Linked DNA regions of Homo sapiens: region 1 is linked to region 2. Evidence: chromatin loops called from intact Hi-C (ENCODE). Cell type or tissue: endothelial cell of umbilical vein. All regions are shown on one strand. Links, peaks and the distances in the headings refer to the core of each region. The heading gives the core; the rest is flanking DNA. Region 1 overlaps LINC01091 (long intergenic non-protein coding RNA 1091). Region 2 overlaps LINC01091 (long intergenic non-protein coding RNA 1091).

Region 1 (9,743 bases), core at 1,731-6,730, 66 kb before region 2:
TCAAATACAAACACAGAATTGAATATTTGTAACAAAAAAGTTTGAATTTCTCTCTCGTAATAATTTCTAAGAGGAAACTGTCATTTTTTATTCCTTCTCCAGATGTAATTATTGACAGCTTATTAAGTAAAGTAGCATTTTCTTAGCAGTGACAGGTATGACTTTTGTCTTTTGAGGCTGTCTATAATATTAATATCTTATAATGTGAGCACATGAATCCATAATTGTCCAAATGAAGAGTTCAAGAATAAATTACTTGATTTAGAAAGATTCAGAAGAGCTTGAGTCTCTGGAACTGAAGTCCACCTCAGGTTTACATTTTGCCTCATAATCTTGGCTTTTAGAATGCATTTAATGCGTGAGAATAATTACTGGGTACCAATCACTTCTTTGCTTAGATTATTTTATGTACTTTGTGCATTAGATAGTTTTACTATTAGTTCTATGAGTGAGGTAGCTTTGAGGGATTATGTAATGAGCTTTAGATAATATAGGTGGTAAGTGGTCCTACCACTTTCCTTAAACAAGGAACTGTGCTCCCTTGCCTCCTTTTCTACCCCTGAGCTTCTCTCATCACTCCCTGCACCCTGTCCCCAATTTATTGACCTCAAATATTTTTCTACCTTGTTGCAGACTGAAGTGAAGGTCTTAGCAGATTTTGGGACACATGGAGTGCAGCAGAGGTTATCATCGCACACTGTGTTTATAGCTTCACTCAGCCAGGGTTTTTTGGCAGTTTTCAGGACCATAGAGGCCTCATTTCAACACAGGAGCCAGTGTAAATACACAACAAAGAGACCACACCTGAGGAGGTTTTTCTGTCTATTTTAGTGACCTTGTTTGTGGCTGTGGGCCACTGGCGATCCTTCTCATCAGTCAAATATTAAACTTCTCTTTCCGAAACTTCCCTTAGGCCTGTCTGAAGATTTTTGGTCCCCATGTTTTATGAAGTGATAAAGATTTTGAGCTTTTCAAAGACAAAGCTGGTATGTATTTTTTAGATGACATTGTCATCATGATTACATTTGCCGTGTAAATTAATTTTTATTTTTTTAAAGAGTAAGTTACCACTGAAGTTCCTCTTCTACTTGATAGTTGTCAGAAGACAAGATAAGTGCTTAGGTTTTGACATTCACAATCTATGTGACAGGAGGCTGATCAAAAGTTGGATTTCTGATACCCGATGAAAGCAATACGGTAGGGCTGGGCTAAATCAGATTGAATAAAGATCTTTCCTTCCTGTTTCTACTGCGGCATGAATACTAATAAGTTAATATGTTTTGGGTGCCCACCAAGTACCCATTTTAGAAGACCTTTAAAGAATATAAGAAATGAGTGACAAGATCCATGCACATGAGGAACTTAATTATTAAGAAAAGATTCTAACAAACTCTGGACCATTAACAGTTTGAAGGCATGGTTTTGCTTTTGTAAACTGAATATGAAAAGATGACAGGAAATAAATGGTTGTAATGTGTAATAAGAGTGGTGGTATTTGAAAAGAGGAAAGCTTGGAACATTTTTGGTTTGGTACACCGACAAATGTTGAGGGGCCTAGCAGATTTGCAAAAATTGAGTCTGGAAATTTGGTTCCCAGTGTGTGAACAGTATGGTCTGAGGGTCTGAGATAATTAGCAGAAATTAATCTTAACTTGCTGGCTTTAGTTTCTAAAGAGGCTGCTGACATGACTTGGTGCTATGCAAGACAAAGTTGACATGTAATGCAAGAGACGTTAATTCTATCTGCCAAAACATTAAAAATATGCTTATTAAATAGAAATAAATAATCGCTACATATGTATATAAAATAACCACAATGAATTTTTACAAGTATTGGATATAAATGAAAAAGTGAAAATTTCATACATCCTGCTTAGATATAGATGAAGCTGTTTTGCATGCTTCTCTTTCTTCAGTATTTAATTAGGAGATTTATCTACCTTATTGTGTAACTTGATTTTATATTTTACGTGTAAGAAGGTGAATCAACTTTTCTGTATTGCAACAATCTTCGTTAACATTTTCAACATGTACTTTCACTTTAGCTGATTTATAATTGCAGCTTCACTGCTTTATTGTCGTGTTTTATTCCTAAAACAATGTGTTTCTATATTTAAGGATGATATGGTGCACAAATGTTGTTAAGCATACAAATTGATGGCATAATTTGCCCTTGACCTTGGATCTTGGTGGTTGCTGGGACACTGAGGAGAGAGCTTTTTTTTGGCCATGTGGGAGACTACCAAAGGCATCAATTTTAAAACTAGACTGGAGCAATTACCATTACATTTATGTTAGAGGTTAACATTTGTGTTATTTCCTCTTATTGCCTGGCTTTACAGAATGTTATGCCCCACTGCTTTTATTAAATCCAGGTAATAGAGGAAATAACAGTGTTATTAACCTCTAACACTGATGAAAAATTAGTCTTAAGTAAAACATGGTTTAAAATCAGAGCCATTGAGCCAGTACTTTAGCTGGTTCCCTGACCAAGCACAGAAAGGCTTTGTATACTCATTGTGCCCATATTCATTATGATAAAAGTAAAACAAAGTATAACACGAAATAAATCTCTGGGGGAAAAAGGGATTTGATTTTAATATGTACTGTATTCTTACTAGTAAATGTTATAGTTTACATGACATTATATAAATAAATATTGATCAGGAGAGTACCACTTTTCTATGATTGAAAGAGGAATTCGTTTTGATAACTTGATTACTTTCACAGAAAAGCACTTAGAAATTTAATATATAATCATTGACCTCATCAGAAGTCACTAGTTAGGTGCTTCCAAACACAACTGTTGTTAAGCTGAGGATTACTTTAGAAAATTTCCCTTTTCTTTTCTTGTTTGCATTTAAAACAATAATTTTTCAAAGTGATTTTTGGGATTTAGGCAGAGTTTGCTTCCCTGGTCATACAATGGTTACACATGGTTTTGTTGGGATGTTTATGCTAATTGAGACCACAAAGTTGTGAGTGAATTTATACATTTTAGGCAAATTAGGAAATATAGACTTAGTCAATACAATTAGAATGATAATTTATTGTAGGAAAATAAGATCTTGGTATCATAGTCTATTGATTATGTAGTTTAAATAACCCTAAATGTATTTTGTATGCTTTGATTAATAAATATTGTATTTAAATTTAATTTTAAAGCAACATATTTCTATTAAGCAATGCATATGTGTATCTAAGTAACTCTAAAGGTTTTTCAATTGTCTGATTTTTAAATAAATCTCTCTGCCTAACATTTATTAGTGAATTGCCAAATTATTTAAAGGTATTTTTCTTTTGTGGAATAAAATGTACCTCTTAATATAAGCATATTGGTTTCTAAATTACTCAATATATTTACCATGATTTTGTAAATAATGAAGTAGTAAAAGATTTCCTTTTAATCTATTATTTTAAATATAGAATTAATATAATTGATTAGAATAAATATCAATGAGAGAGAACATTGTATCTTACATATTTATTCAAAGGATGGTGTTGGGTAACACTAGATTTAAGAGCTTTTGTGTGAATTAAATAAAACTGCACATACAGAAGTGTCTTGTAATTATGTTAACAGTAAGTATTATATTATTCTCATGACTTATAGTGGGGAAGATGTATATAAACTTCACAGTATTCATGGCATTCCTATAGTATAAGTTGTTTAATAGAAAATAACAAAGAAAAGTAGGCATTGTACTTCTTAATCTTTAGGTAAATATACATTCCAGTTGCATGAACAGTCCTATGTAAAGGCTCAACAATCCGTTTACTTTTTAAATTAACAACCACTTCAATGGTTAATTGAGTATTTCTAAGCCAATAAATTACCCTTCAACATTACTGACTGGAAGCTTAGTTAGTATCCAAAACAAGCCTGGCATTAATGAACTCATTCTCCAACAAAAGGAAAAGGAAGCATCAAATCTGAACTTTGGATGTGTTCGGTTCCTTATTCTAAACACATTAGTACACTGTATTTTCCCACTTAGAGAAGCTTTTGTACACTGAGCATGTGGCTGTTTAAATGCCCCAGCGGGACATCCAGAGGCTGCAAAAACGGGAAAAATTATTTGGAACAATTTGCTTTCGTTCAAGGGCAACCATTTTACAGCTGGTTTATTGCTATTCTTGTGCTGTTTAAGCTGTCTTTCGTGTCAAAAGTCCTTTCCTGCTTACAGATCATCAGGAAGCATTCTGCTGCGTGCTGTTTGCCTAAGTTCCTCCAGGGCTCCGGGCCTTTGATCACGGATACCATTTGCAATCTGGTTAAAAATAGGAGGCTGCTGAGATAAGCTTGGGTCCTGGCAGTGAGGAAAAGGCCCTTTCCTTTTTTTTTTTTTCTTTTTTTTAAACTTTGTTATTTTGCTTTTTAGCATGGGAACACATAATTGAAGCAAAGAGGAATAGTGCTTAGAAATTATAGCATGCTTAGAGGTGTAAAAAGTTTGTGTGAAAAAAGGTTATTGGTTATTAAAAAGTTCAGTTTTTTGAAACCAGTGTCATTATTGTAGTAAGTTAAAGTTTTGAACATAATGAGTACATTCTTTTCTTTGAGGTTGACAGAAACAATATTTGCTCCCTTACATTTAAAATACACTACTGGTAGCACAGCTTTCAAGCTTGTACTCCTAAGGATGGCATTTAAACCAGAAGCATATATTTTTTTTTTTTTAGTGAGGAAAAATATATTATTGTTGTTAGCAAACCTAATATAAAAGAACAATAATATATTTAATATTGCTATTAGATAACAAGCATTGTAAGGATAAAGTCAGAATAAAAGACTCATATTTTTTATAATTTTTATTGCTTATCATTTTCTAGTGCTTTCTTAAATTTGTCAACTTATTGAAAACAAAAGCATGAAGATATACATGATTTTTAAATTATAGTTTCTCTCAGAATTTTGATTAACATGATTGTATCAATCTTATGATATAGGAGGATGGTGACTTTCATTATTGTTTGCTTAAGCAACAAGTCAAATATACCACAAGCCAGGAAATTAGAGAATTAATTGGAAATGAAACATAACCTAGATGGTAAAATTGGATACTAGAATATCAACATGATACTCAACGTAGAATATTTACTGTGAAATAAAGTGTACTAGAAGGGATCTTGGGAGTTTAATGAATTTTTCTACCAGTGGGCAATATCATTTATTTGTTAATTTACTCAAATAAAGATCTGCGCAAAGCCAAAACCTATGAAGTAAAGCAGAATAAAAGAGTGCCATCCGAGGCTAAAAACATGTTTACTGTATTGCCACATGCATTCTTGGCAGTTTGGGGTCCTGTGTATATTTTGGAGGGGTAAAGAAGAATTAGTCAAAGGAAAGATTGTGGGAATAAATTTGTAGAATGGAGGGTAGGTGAGGGATTAGAGATGAAGGAATCTGTTTATATGGATTTCAGCATGAAAGAGAGTTTAGAAAGAGAGTTCCTGAAGCTGCAATTGATGCAGTTATGCTGGGCTGGAACAACTTGGGATAGGAAGTGTGGTGGGGAGGCAGAGTGGACTGAACTAAGCTGGCTGGAAGTGAAGTCTGGGATGAAGTTTACAGTGCGAGGCAGAATCAGATGATGGAAGAACATGTGCTGTGTACACTGAGTTGTATTAATTGTTATATATATATTTTTAATCAATAGTGTACTAACTTGTGCTGCTGAGTTTACTGAATTCATATTTTTAAAAACTCTAATTTGCCTAACTTTCAAAATAAAGCATCTAAAGCTTATTAAGCATATAGAACAGGAAACTTGGAAAGCTGTTCTTGTGTTTGTGTTTAAATATTACCAAGTATATAATAGCTCACATTCCAGCAGACACAATACTGTGGCTTAGTCAGACCATGTTTTATATTACAAATAGTTTTACGTAAAATGAATGTTCCAATCTATATCTCCAGAATGAAGACAGTCCTCTCTAAAAAGGGCTCCTTCATCCTGAAAGCTAGCTCAGAGGGTTTTTTGAGCTTTGTGTCCTGTTTGTCACTTCTTTGAGTATCTTAACCTGCAGTATAGTTACCCTTGCCACACTACAGTATCATAAAATGGGCATCTTGTATCTCTGTCTCAAGGTGATAATGGAGTTGAAATGTATATCAGGGAAAAGATCAGGATTTCATTGAAAAGATGGAATATACATTTTGCACTAATGTCTGAAAAATCAACTTGCTCATAAGTTATTAAAGGACCACAGGTGCAAGCAGTGCAATTTTTGCAATTCCCTTTCCTGATATATTCTAGCAAGGTCATTTGCCCCTAAGCCTCAGAAGGTTAATTGGATCTCATAAGTGAATGCACCCAATCACTCATGATTTGGGAAATTTTAAAATTGTTGTTATTTAGGCATTAACATTGGAATATCAAATTTGACTTTCTTTTTACTGAGTGGGATTGTTCTAAATTTGCTGGTTTTATGGCTCTTGTAATGAAAATTATTAAAAAAGAACACTAAAGGCCAACTTAAATAAAAACTACCTGTGTTGCTCAAATAAGTTTTTTACCTACATGTCTAGCAAATAGATTTATGGAAATTTAAATCTGCTTTGAGCTCTTTGGGACAAGCGTAATAGCCCTAAATCAAGTATTCAACATGCACCAGAGGTGGTCACTGTGTGGTAATTTTGTTGGTCAATGGAGTGACTCGTACTAACAAGGAAGAAATAGGAAAAGCAGGGGGTCGAGAAGGCGAGGCTGGACACCACTGTGTGATTAAAGTAGAAAGTGTTTTTCTAATACAGTTCTGTGCCTTATTTGTCTGTCTTCCTTTTTTTTTTTTTTTTTTTTTTTTACATCTTTTTGTTCTACAGTTTTGCTTTCTTTTTTCACCTGTTCTCTTTTGCTGAGATGGTAAGTTGCAGGCTCTATTCTGGGTTTAAGTTGATTGTACAAGTAGCAGAGATAATGACATTTTGAATTTGTTAAAAAGCTTTTATCTGAAAATTGACAGGGTATTTTTGTAAAACTAGCAGAAAACATGAGAGGGGCAATGAAAAAATATTTAGCCTTAAGACCCATAGATGTTTCTATTAGATCCATACAACTCAATAGAGAATGTCATGAAAATTCATCCATGAGTGAGAAAACTGGCTGCATGATATCTACCATGTAACTCCACATCAAGAGGGGCATCACCGTTTCATTCACTCTAGGCTCTCATTAAGTTCACTGCACTAGAGTGAGGGACCTGCCTGTGCTCTTAAAAGAAAGGGCAGGGGTCGGATGTGGTGGGTGACACCTATAATCCCAGCACTTTGGGAGGCCAAGGCAGGCGGATCACCTGTGGTTGGGAGTTCAAGACCAGCCTGACCAACATGGAGAAACCCCATCTCTACTAAAAACACAAAATTAGCCAGGCGTGATGGCGCATGCCTATAATCCCAGCTACTTGGGAGGCTGAGGCAGGAGAATCGCTTGAACCCAGGAGGCAGAGGTTGCAGTCAGTCGAGAGTGTACCATTGCACTCCAGCCTGGGCAACAAAAGCAAAACTTCGTCTCAAAACGAAAAAAAAAAAAAAAAGAAGAAAGGATGGTGAGCTTACCTAGATGACAGGTTGATAGGTGCAGCAAACCACCATGGCACATGTATACCTGTGTGACAAGCCTGCACGTTCAGCACATGTACCCCAGAACTTAAAGTTAAAAAAAATGCTCCATGTATCTTTAATGTATTTACCTTGACTAATTTTATAGACTATCTTATCTAAATACACTAGAACTATCAACTCTGTATTTGTTATAGTGTAGTTAATATGTAATATCTCATCCAAAAGTAAACATATTTAATATTTATTTTAAAACTCAACAAACATCATATATAATTTTACTTAATGGAGTAGCATATTATCTTCTCTAATGGCTTATCGATCATGAAAAATTTATTTCAAAGAGGACCATTATACAGATATATCAGGAATTAGTGGTATCTTAGGTGGCATCTTCACAAGGAAGAGACATAAAGATATTTCTTATTATTGCAGCATATCTATACGTTAAAGCATGTTCTCTTAAGGGATCATATCTTTGGCAGAAGAAAAGATATAAAAGGATTCTAAAAGTGGCTACGATATTCAATTCCACAGTACCAGAAGATTAATCTGCCACAATTTCTTTTGCTTTAATCACTATATGTCTTAGGTTTTCTCTTCTTTTTGGGTGCTCCCTTTCTTAATGGTAGTTGAATTCTCAGAGTTTAGCATATTGTACTTCTGGGGGAGTGGAGAGCTCTAGAGAAACTCAAATACTTCTTTTTACAAGATGTATATTTGTTTTATTCATAATTTGTCATGTTCTGGAATACAAAAGGTAATTGTAATGATGGCTGAATTTAACACAAAATTTTTAACTTCAACTTAAAACATGGACTGATTAATCTCATTCAATGGCAATATTCAATGCTTAAAGGAACATAAACACGTACACAATTGTGCAGTTTTCATAAGGGTTTATTTTATAACTGGTGGATAGCACATTTAACAGTTAAATACGTTTAAATAATGTATAGGTGACTACACAATTGCAGCACTGGTAACTAGATAGATAACCAATTCCACTAAAAACCAGCTAATGAGTAACTGTCTAAATATTTAAAAAACAGCTCTCGTTTGGGTCATCTTTCGTTTTGAACACCTTCTTAGGGGGGCAAAAGCCTGCTGGTCACAATGGAAATATATTAAGGCTAAATCTTCTGATATCCATTCTCGGAGGCTACTTTCAGCTGGATTAAGTCTCTGCCTCTAGGGCAAGCACCAATTTGTGGCCTCCAGTATCAGTGCTCTTCCTGTCTACCAGAGCAGACAATGTAAGCTTTATACCAGGCCTCAGAATCTGAGGGTAGCCTGCTCCAGTCAATATAGAGTTGTTGACTTTTGCATTAAACAATTTATTGTAAAGGATGAACAGCCAGATAAAGTGATACATAGGGTGAGGTCTGGAAAAGTCCTGAGCATGGGGGCGTCTGTCCCTGTGGAGTTGGAGTGCGCCACTCTCCCAGTATGTGGATGTGTTCTTGTTCACCTCCCTGGAAGCCCTGAACTGCTCAAATACTTCTAATAAGAAGCGTTACACAGTAGTTTGGGGAGAGATCATTGGATCACCATTGGAAGGTGATCTCCCATTTAGGAGATGAACTTTCATACTGGAAAGGATTGGCCTTTCAGATATTTGATAGAGAGCTACATGAAATATTTATGATGTTCCTGAGACCTAGACCATCGGGGTAGTCACACTATTGAGGATAGGAACACTTCACACAGACTTCTAGATGTGAAACTTTGTATAACTTTGAGGAGGAGGCCCAGAATTTAAAATACCAAGATTTTATGAGTACACAGGCCCTGGGAATTGTAGGTACTCAAGATAGTTCTCTGAGGGAAAAGTCCACCGTGGCATTCATTCTCAAGGAGTCAGATCCCACTAAAAATAGAAACATATCAAACCCCAAAAATCTCAAATGAATCTCAGTCTTAAGGGAAGAGGATTGTGTAGGCAGATTTTCCCAGTGCGGGGAGAAACAGTACATAGAAGCTTTTGAGTCCAGAGCAGTTTTTATTTTTGTTTTTGAAATCCATATGTGACAGGTACTGAGAAAGAGAAATATTTTGGTCTTTGCAAATTTAGGAGACTTTACAATTAAAAATCATAAGATAACAGTCAGAGATAGCTCATGAGGAAATCTGCTACAAATATTCAATGTACAAAATTCCTAAACATTAGGCATTCACAGAT
Region 2 (9,743 bases), core at 2,310-7,309:
TGAAGCACTAGAGCAGTATGCAACATAGTGAGCTCTCAATAAATGGTGGCTGTCGTTATTATCACTACTGTTGTTTTGGGAAGTGGTGCTGATCCAGTGACCGATTATGTTGTCGCCTATGACAGCTTTTCAAAAATTTTAACAATGAAATAGATACCTTGGAATTCTGGATTAAATATACATACATACATATATGTATATTTAAAAATAGCACTTAATTTTCATAATAGCATATAAGCTTATGCTCCACATAGGTTAATGAAGACTTGTTAAGAACTGAGCATTGCCATTACAGGCCATTTAATAACAGTGAGGGAAGTGATAACAAACTCGTATGAACAATAAACACAGCATGAAAGCATATATAATTAAATTCTCTATGGTATGGTCTAAGTATTGTGTGGTGTTCAGAACAGAAAAAGCTCAGCTAAGGTTGAAGTATTCAGAAAGAATTTAGTCATGGAAGTGCTGGGACATGAGATTTCCTTTAAAGAAAAGGGTCTGTCTAGTAGAGAAGGAAAAATATAAGCATACATCTCTACGCAGAAATAAGCACGGTATACTTGTGGAATAACTAGTAAATTATCATTGCTCTGTATGCCTTTCTTATCGCTTATCATAGGGACTGAGCAAAACTTTTTCCCAGGAATGAGAACAAAATAATTTTAAAACAAATCCCAGATCATTGTTTCTGTCAAAGTCAATGTTACTTTCTAAGTAAATGCTGAAGCTAGTGGCTTTATAATGATATTTCTACAGACTTGACTTATTTAAATAATCTCATGGCTATTAAATTACTACATTGGATCTGGCAGATGAAAGTATCTGTGTTTTGCTTTACAAACTTGTTCATATCAAAAACTGCCTCTTCAAAAAAGGATAATGACCTTAGGGTGTAGTGATCATGTCATCCCATTCTAAATAGATCTGTGTTTCTCACTTATAAATTGGAAGAGCAGGGTGGTAAACCTGACTGCAGAATAAGTCATATTTCATTCGGAAATATCCAGGCTGGCATTCATTTGAGGACAGGAAAGAAAACACAGAGAAACATTCACAAATGAGAAGAAAGATTACAAAGGGTACAGTAGGTTGGTAAAGATAGATAGACACCTTTCTTTCTCTCTCCCCTCCTCTTCTTCCTCCTCGCCACCTCCTCTCCTTCCCTCTTAACTTTCTTCTTTGTGTCTAATATGAGTTAGTATTACTTACACACATACCAGCTTTATTGTCAGATGTTAATGCCCACAAAACATTCCCTACGTAGATATGAGAATTCCTCAGGTTGTGCCTTAATCTGTGCTCAAAAACAAACTCCCAGCCTGCTCTGCTTCTGCGTCTTGCCTTGCTGTTTTTTAGGGAGAAGACTATTCCCACTTGTGAATCTGGCATTTTTCTTGGAAAGCTGTCTTCCATCATTAGTCACCAGAGTGATCACCACCTTGATCTTGGAGAAAGAAACATTGCTATCCATTGGGATAGTCCCGTTTTCTGTAATTTCCCACACAATGAGACCAGCTGTAATTTTTAACAGGGTTTATGGAAGGTTAAGGAATAATGGACAGAAGCTACATCAGGAGCATTACTCACAGCTATTGGCCAGGCTCAGATCCATGTCTTGCTAACCACACTGTCTCCCTGTAACACTGTCTCCCATACAGGAGTGCTACCACACTGTCTCCTGTATGGTAGGTGAGAAGCGCTGCTCACCTCCCATATCTGAGACTATTTCGACTGTCTATAGGCCAAACTAGTTTAAGTTCTTTTTCAGTTTAAGATTTGCTGCTTAGATCTTCATTTTCTGTCATAAGATTGATATCTTTCCAGGATTTTTGACAACAGGAATTTCATTCTCTTATATTGATAGGTCTTCCTTTGGGGTGAGGGTATGTATCTGGGATAGTTGTAGGAACCTCATCCCACTCAAGGAAACATGCTCTGCCTTTCTGCTTCTTATAAGGCAACCTTGCAGTAGTCCAAGACTACGATGTTTTTGAGTTACCTGGTCTAATAAAAACCACAGGTGGCAAATAATTGTGTCCAGGTTAGCCCACACTAAGCTGAGTCCAGTCTCTCTTCCATCAGCCCTTTCCAAAGATTAAAACAATCTTGGTGTCTAGACTCAGGTTACTTGATACATATATTCATATATTTTATTTTTTTATATTTATTTTATTATTATTATTTTTAATAGAAACAGGGTTTTATCGTGTTGCCCAGGCTGGTCTCAAACTCCTGAGATCTGCCTGCCTCAGCCTCCCAAAGTGCTGGGATTATGAGCATGAGCCACCGTACCAGGCCTATATTTGTATATTTTAAATAATTAATTAATCTAGTTTTAATTGAAAAGTAAAGATTGTATATATTTATTGTGTACAACATGTTTTGAAATATGTATGCATTGTGAAATGATTACTAGAGCTAAGTAACATATGCATTACCTCACATAATTGTCATTTTTTGTGATAATCAAATCTTTCAGCAATTCTTCAGAATACAATACATTGTTACTAACTACAGTCATCATGTTGTATGATGTATCTCTTAAACTTATTCCTCCTATCTAACAAACTTTGTATTCTTTGACTAACATCTGCCCATCTCCCCCCTCCCCCAACCTCTGGTAACTGCCATTCTACTCTCTTCCTACAAAATACACTTTTTAATTTTAATTTAATTTTATTCTATTTTGAGACAGGGTCTCACTCTGTCACTGAGACTGAAGCAAGTGGTGCGATCTAAGCTCACTGCAGCCTTGACCTCCTGTGCTCAGGTGATCCTTCCCCTTCAGCCTCCGTGTAGCTGAGATTACAGGTGCATGCCACCACATTTGGCTTGAAAATTTTTTTTTTCATGGGGTTTTCTTACAGATGGGGTTTTGCCATGTTGCCCAGGCTGGTCTCAATCTCCTAGGCTCAAGTCATCCTCCTCTCTTGGCCTCCCAAAGTGCTGAGATTACAGGTGTGAGCCACTGCACTTGGCCTGGTTTGATTCCACATTTTCTTACTATGATAGAATACTGCACACTGGGAAATTTATAAACAATAGAAGCTTATTTGGTTCATGATTCTGCAGGCTGGAAAGTTCAGGATCGAGGGGCTGAATCTGGTGAAGGACTTCTTGCTGCATCAGCCATGGCAGAAAGACAAAGAGAGTGAGAGAGAGACAGCCAGAGATTAAATTTACAGCCCCAAGCCCTTTTATAATTGGTTTTAATCCATTCATGAGAATGTAGCCTTCATTATCTAAACACTTCTTATTAGGCCCCACTGCCAAACGTTGTTGCACTGGGGGATTAAGCTTCCAGCACATGTTTTTTGGAGGACATATTCAAACCGTAGCATACAGATAAGTGAGATCATGTGTATTTGTCTTTCTGTGCCTGGCTTATTTCACTTGGCATAATGTCTTCCAGGTTCATCCACGTTGTTGAAATGACAGGACTTTCTTCTTCTTCGTCTTTTTTTTTTTAGACTTAATGGTATTCCACTGTGTATATATACTATATTTCCCTTATCTAATTATCTGTTGATGGACACTTCGGTTGATTCCATATCTTGGCTATTGTGATAATGCTGCAGTGAATATGGGAGTGTAGATATGTCTTTGAAATACTAATTTCATTTCCTTTGGAGATATATATATATGTGTGTATATATATATGTGTATATATATATGTATATATATGTGTATATATGTGTATATATGTGTATGTATATGTGTATGTATATGTGTATATATGTGTATATATATGTGTATATGCATATATACACATATACATACACACACATACATAAGTATATATATAAAATTGCTGGATCAAGTAATTTTTTGAGGAATCTCCATACTGTTTTATGTAATGACTATCTTAATTCATATTCCTATCAACAGTGTGAAAATGTTTCCTTTTCCCCACATCCTCACCAACTCTTGTTATCTTTCCTCTTTTTGATAATAGCCATTCTAACAAGTGTAAGGTAATATCTCATTATGGTTTTAATTTGTATTTCTCTGATAAGTAGTAAAGATTTACTGAATTCATTTTTTAATTCTAGCAGTTTTTTGGTGGAGTCTTTAGGGTTTTCTTATATATAGAAAACCTATATATAGGAGTGGAATTGCTGGGGACGCATATGCTTAGTTTCAGTATAGATTCCCAGATTTCCAAAGTGACTGCATCCTTTTCCACTTTTCACCGCAGTTTCTGAGAGTTCTCGTTGCTCTGGAACATTTGCCCTTGTGCTTTTTAACTGGCAATTGTTAATAAAATAGAAAGCTGTATTTTTTTTCCTGTATGTTCATTTTATGTATTTTGCTAAGTATCTTATTGTTTTAAAAAATGCTCTAAAACCGTGGTAATATCTCCACCTTTATTTCTAATTTTGTATATTTATACATTATTTATTACACTAAAAGTTTGTCTGTTATTGGTTTAATTTCTAGCAAAATATCTATGAAAATTATTTATTAATTCTATTGTTTCAAAAATTAATATTTTCTTATTTCATACTTATTCGTTTTTAGCTTTCCTTAAGCTTATTTTTCAATCTTCATTAGCAGAATGCTTACCTAATTGATTATTGTTTAATAGTAAATTGTTTCTGCTGATGGAGTGACCAACATAAATCCAGGGGAAATCTGCTGGAGAGATATTGAGTATAAAATATTTTTTCATTCAGAGAGAGAGAGACAGAGACAGAGACACACAGGGAGAGAAATAAGGAGTTAATTATCCACTTCCTTCCCCAGGACTTTGCCATGTCTGCATGTGTGGATGAAGAGTGTGATTTTAATCTTATAACCAGGAAGGGAGTTAGTCATAGGGAAATTACAGAACAGATGATTAAAGATATGTAGGTCTTTTCTGATATCACAAAGGCACAGCCTTTCATCCAACTTCCTCTTATTAAAGACCAAAAACATTAAAAATAAAAAAAGGAAAAAGGAAATAAATATTTTTCCCAATTTTTAAACTTCTGAATTCTGTTTTCTATTATTGGCCAAGGCATTCTAACTGATTCACTACCCATATCTTTCTTCATTTTTGTTTTGCTTGATATAACAGGGACAGAGAGCTATGAAAGTATCCTCCTACTGTTGTTTTCTTTTTTTTGAAAAAACTAGTTTTTGATTACATGATCCTGTATTTTATTATTATTCAGCTTGAAGATTCATAAGTTACAATTTTGTGTCACAAACTTATTTTGTTCTTTCCCATCATATTATTTTAAAAATATACAATCTACAATTTCTTACCCAGCTTCTTAAAGTATTAGTTTATTACTATGTGAGGATTAATTTACTTTTCTTTCAAATAGTGTTAAAATGTACTTTCTGATAAAATATTGTTAAACAATTTCCTTATACTCAATGCTATATTTACATATTTTCTGAGACTCACTTCTACTGTTCTTATGCTGTAATTTCCCCTTTTATATGTACAGATAAACCTTAATAGAATACTTTCTTGATTTTTTTTTCAGGACAAATAAATAGATAATATTCTTTCAGTTACTGTTACACATGAAACAAAACTTCAGTGAACATAGAGCATCTGGCTTAAAATTTGTTCCCCTGATGCATTTGTAGCTGTTTTTCCCATGTTCTGGCATTTGGTGTGGTGCAGAAGAGGTCCTGCCTCAGTGTAATTGTTCTGCCGTGCTAGGTTACATTTTTTTCCCACCTTTAGGCTGGTTGTCTTTCACGTCTCAACAGGGTATATCTGGGTTGATTTTTACTCTTCAGATGTAACCTCTTTAAATCTTTAGATTCAATTCAAATTTTTTTCTATTAATACTTTTTTTCAGTATATTTTCTGTTCTATTTTTCAGAATTATTGATCAAATTTGGATCTCTGTGTGCTGTCCTCCAATTTAATACTTTCTGTGTTGCTGTTTTATTTTCTTTCTTCTGGAACCTGGCAAAGTGCGTCAAGGTGGGTCACCAGATGTCTGACTCAATCTTCTATATTAATAGGTTTTCTCTGTATTGTTAAAATTAATTTTAAATTGATTTTGTGAAATTTATAATTATAGGATTTTTTTCATGTTCAGCTCCATTTAAATTTTTTCCTGTTTGCCCATTCTTCTTTTTTCTTATCACTTTGAACATACTGATCTCACACAGAAAAGACGCATTGATAGAAACGAATTTCTGAACTGAGTCCAAAGATTTAAAGAGGTTACATATAAATTGTAAAACACCTACATCTGGTTGTACCCTGATGAAAAAAGAAAGAAGACAATCTCTTTATCATGTCTGTCTTTTGTTTTGAAGTTGTTACTTAAATTTTGTTAAAATAAATTGTGGTTTATTGCATTATTTTCCTCATTTCTTCACCTCTTCTTGCGTCTGTTCCCTTGCTATGGCCTCGTCATCACAGATGGCATGTACTCATTTCATCTTGTCTCTGGGCTTGGCTATATGACTTGCTTTGGCTGATGACACATGAGCAAAAGTCACAGTTTGTATTCTAAGTGCAAGCCTGGAAGACCTCACATGTTCTTGCTTGTTTTCTTTTCTTTCTGGCCGATCATGGAAATAACATAACCATGGGTAGCCTGCTGGTCAGCAGAGCCACCCTAGGTAATTAATAGACATGCAGTGACAAAAAGAGCTTCCCAGTTGAGCCAAGCCTATGTCAATCAGATTCTAGTAGATTCACAGATGCATGAGCAGTAAGAAAAGTTTACACTTATTGGAGTGATTTGTTATGTAGCAATAAGTAACCAATACAATACGTTTTAAAATATTTTCTCTGGTAAGTCATTTTCAAAAGTAATTCTTTCTGTGCTTCTTGCTTAATAAATTTTTTTTGTAAATCTTACTTTTAAAACTTTATTCTTTTTTGCCTTGAATTCCTCACTGAAAAAAGATTCATTGTTTTTTTTTTTTTTTCTAATTCATCTGTCAAAATAGCGATGAGGCTTCCTCTTTGAAGATCACAGGTGAGAAGATTAGGTGCTTTCTCAGAAGCCCAGCAACCTGATGGGAGTGTGGAGTGAGCAAGACCCAAATCGGAGCTTCATCCCTGCATGGTTCATTTTGCTTATTTGGCAAACTTGCCCTGCAGGTAAGCAGATCCAGTGTGACAATATCTTCCTGTGCCAGCTGTTCATGTTTTCAAAGAAGAGATTCTTTGGGGTTTTGTTTTGTGCCTTGAACCCTTCAAAAGCAAATGTCCCAATTCTGACTGGCTTACTACTTGTCCTGCTTCCTGCTCTTCTAAAGAAGATATCTGCTGCTTTGGGGGAAAATTTTCAGCATGGTTCAAGGTATTTTATTTGCTTGCTATCCTTGAAAGAGACTAGCCAGCTGCTCACAAATCTCACTTCATCTCCCTCTTAGATATTCAGCTAACCTATATTTTTGTTTCCTCTGCCTGTGGCCATGTGATTGATTTCTTAGGAATATAATGTGAATAGAAGTGATATTGTTATTTCCAGATCTGGCTCATAAAAACTTCCTATGAACAATTACCAACTTTCCAACAGAGGCTAAAGAAAATGGAGAAAGTCCAATAACCAAGGATTGCATCTGACCCACTGCAGTACGCAATCAACTTTAACAATTATTGAAAAAGCAGAGATTTTGTAAGATTCTTCAGTTAAACAAAGTAACTATACTTGTAAAGATCAAATTCAGAGAGATCTAGACTACGGCAAAAAGTATCACTCACCTTTACTATTAAATCAGATTGTATGTTAGGTCTTTCAACTTAACCATCTTTGAATTTAACCTAAATATCTCCATTTTCTGCTAGCTGCTACAGCAAGACAGTGTCCAGTCATTTTTATGTAGTGCTCCTCCCACTTACACACCCTGTTTAGTTCAGATTCCAGTGTCTCTGGATCAATTACTGTGAAAGGAAGGTGGCAGAAGTAGGATGGAGCAAAGGAAGTACAACCGTGATGCACCAAAATGGCAGGGTGCTCTGGAGTGAATACTGACATACAGAGCCAGGGTCCCATTTTGGGCCCAAATGGCTGAGTTTTTATCCTCTGCAGGGCTGAAAATCGGTTCTTGATATTCCCGCCTTGCTCAGTCACCACAGTGGTCACTCCCACATGGATGTGATCTTAACTAGATCTCTACAGTTGAAGATGGCCATTTGGGACCAACTTGGGGAGCTATATGCTGACTGACCATACTCCTAGTGACTGGGCAGTGACTTCTGCCAAATTCTAGTTAATCTTACATTTCCTCTCACACACTAGTTTTTTTCTCCCATTTTTTAATAATATGCTGTTTTTTCCTCCATGAAAATGTTTGGTATGACTCCTAACAGTTCTCTATTTTTTTTTTTCTTTTATTAAAAGAAATTGGCAGTGCTCATTGTCTGTGCAGAGTAGAAGAGGCACCATGAGACAAATTACTTTTGATCACCAAATAGTTACTTAAAGGGCTGTTGGTTTCTTATAGTTATCAAATTTTATTGGTATACCTAATGCATTTGACACCTGAAGTAAATCATTTTTAAATATCTTCCCTTTATTCTAGAAAATTATTTTAGTAAATTTCATAAAATGAAATAAATAATAGTAATGGATAGATTTTTAAATTATGCTTTATACATATAATCATATAGCTTAGAAATATAAAACAAATTTAAAACAAACCAATTAAAACAAAAATAAATAAAACAAGAATGAAAAAAGAAAAAATAGAAGGAAAAATAAATAAAGTAATTAGAATGGTATAAAGAGAACAAAGTACAATTAATTCAATAATTTTGATAGCTACATAGCAATTGAAACTTTGAACTTTTGGTTACAGTCTGATATAATAAGTCATCTATATAATTGGTAATTAATAAATGAATTATAAGGGAAGCAAAATGTCTATAAAGGCTAAAATTTAGGCAACTGGGTCATAGCCCTGATGTAACATTTTATTATTATGATTTGTTTATTATTTTAAAAACAAGGTAGTTTATTAAAAAGTTAACCATGAATTTACCATCTGACACAGCAATTTCACTACGAGGTATTTATGCAAGAATAAATGAAAACATATGTCCATTCAAAGACCTGTGCACCAATCTTCATAGCAGCCTTTTTAATAATAGCCAAAAAGTGAAAACAGTTTAATGCCCATCAATTGGTAAAGGAATTAACAAATGTGGTATATCTATATGTGGAATATTATTTGGCAATAAGACATGGTTTATCCATATCATAGATAAACCTCAAAAACATCATGCTAAGTGAAAGAAGTCATTAAGACTTAGAAGAAAGTTGAAACCCAATCCAAAGAATCTAAGGACTACAATAAAATGATATAGGAGCTGAAAGACAAAATAGCCATTTTAAGAAAGAATCAAACTGATGTAATAGAGCTGGAAACACACTACAAGAATTTCTAATACAATTTGCAAATATTAACAGCAGAACACACCAAGCTCAGGAATGATTCTCAGAGCTCAAAGCCTGCTTCTCTGAACTAAATCAGTCAGACAAAAATTAAGAAAAAATAAAAAAGAATGAACAACATCTCTGAGAAATATGAGACTATGTAGAAAAGCAAATCTAAGACTCACTGGTATCCCTGAAAGATGGAGAGAAAGCAAGCAACTTGAAAAACATATTTGAGGATATCAATGAAAATTTCCCCAACCTCACTAGAGGGGCCAACATTCAAATACAGGAAGTGCAGAGAACCCCTGTGAGATACTATACAAGATGACCAACCCCAAGACACACAGTCATCAGATTCTCCAAGGTCAAAATGAAAGAAGAAATGTT

The links. Hi-C counts contacts between places; a loop is a spot of excess contacts. Peaks named below come from ENCODE experiments on the same cell type or tissue, not always from the same donor. Only the 100,000 strongest peaks of a DNase experiment are listed, where the experiment ranks them.
Region 1: a loop joins it to region 2, with 4 times the contacts of the local background. A loop is called at or near these places in 1 of 110 quality-filtered maps.

Annotation. Positions count from the first base shown.
Region 1 is chr4:123,853,122-123,862,864 of GRCh38, forward strand. The region is part of intron 4 of LINC01091 (long intergenic non-protein coding RNA 1091); the gene reads left to right. Among named protein-coding and RNA genes, the nearest start is that of LINC01091, 210 kb to the left of the region's middle. RefSeq lists an enhancer at 1,538-5,254. In endothelial cell of umbilical vein, for the core only: no CTCF peak of the experiment used is centred there; a DNase peak (open chromatin) is centred at 4,070; H3K27ac peaks cover 1,296 bases.
Region 2 is chr4:123,918,266-123,928,008 of GRCh38, forward strand. It overlaps LINC01091 (long intergenic non-protein coding RNA 1091), which reads left to right. Exons shown (of 6, transcript NR_027105.3): 5 at 6,919-7,072. Among named protein-coding and RNA genes, the nearest start is that of LINC01091, 270 kb to the left of the region's middle. In endothelial cell of umbilical vein, for the core only: no CTCF peak of the experiment used is centred there; DNase peaks (open chromatin) are centred at 4,806 and 6,546; H3K27ac peaks cover 2,369 bases.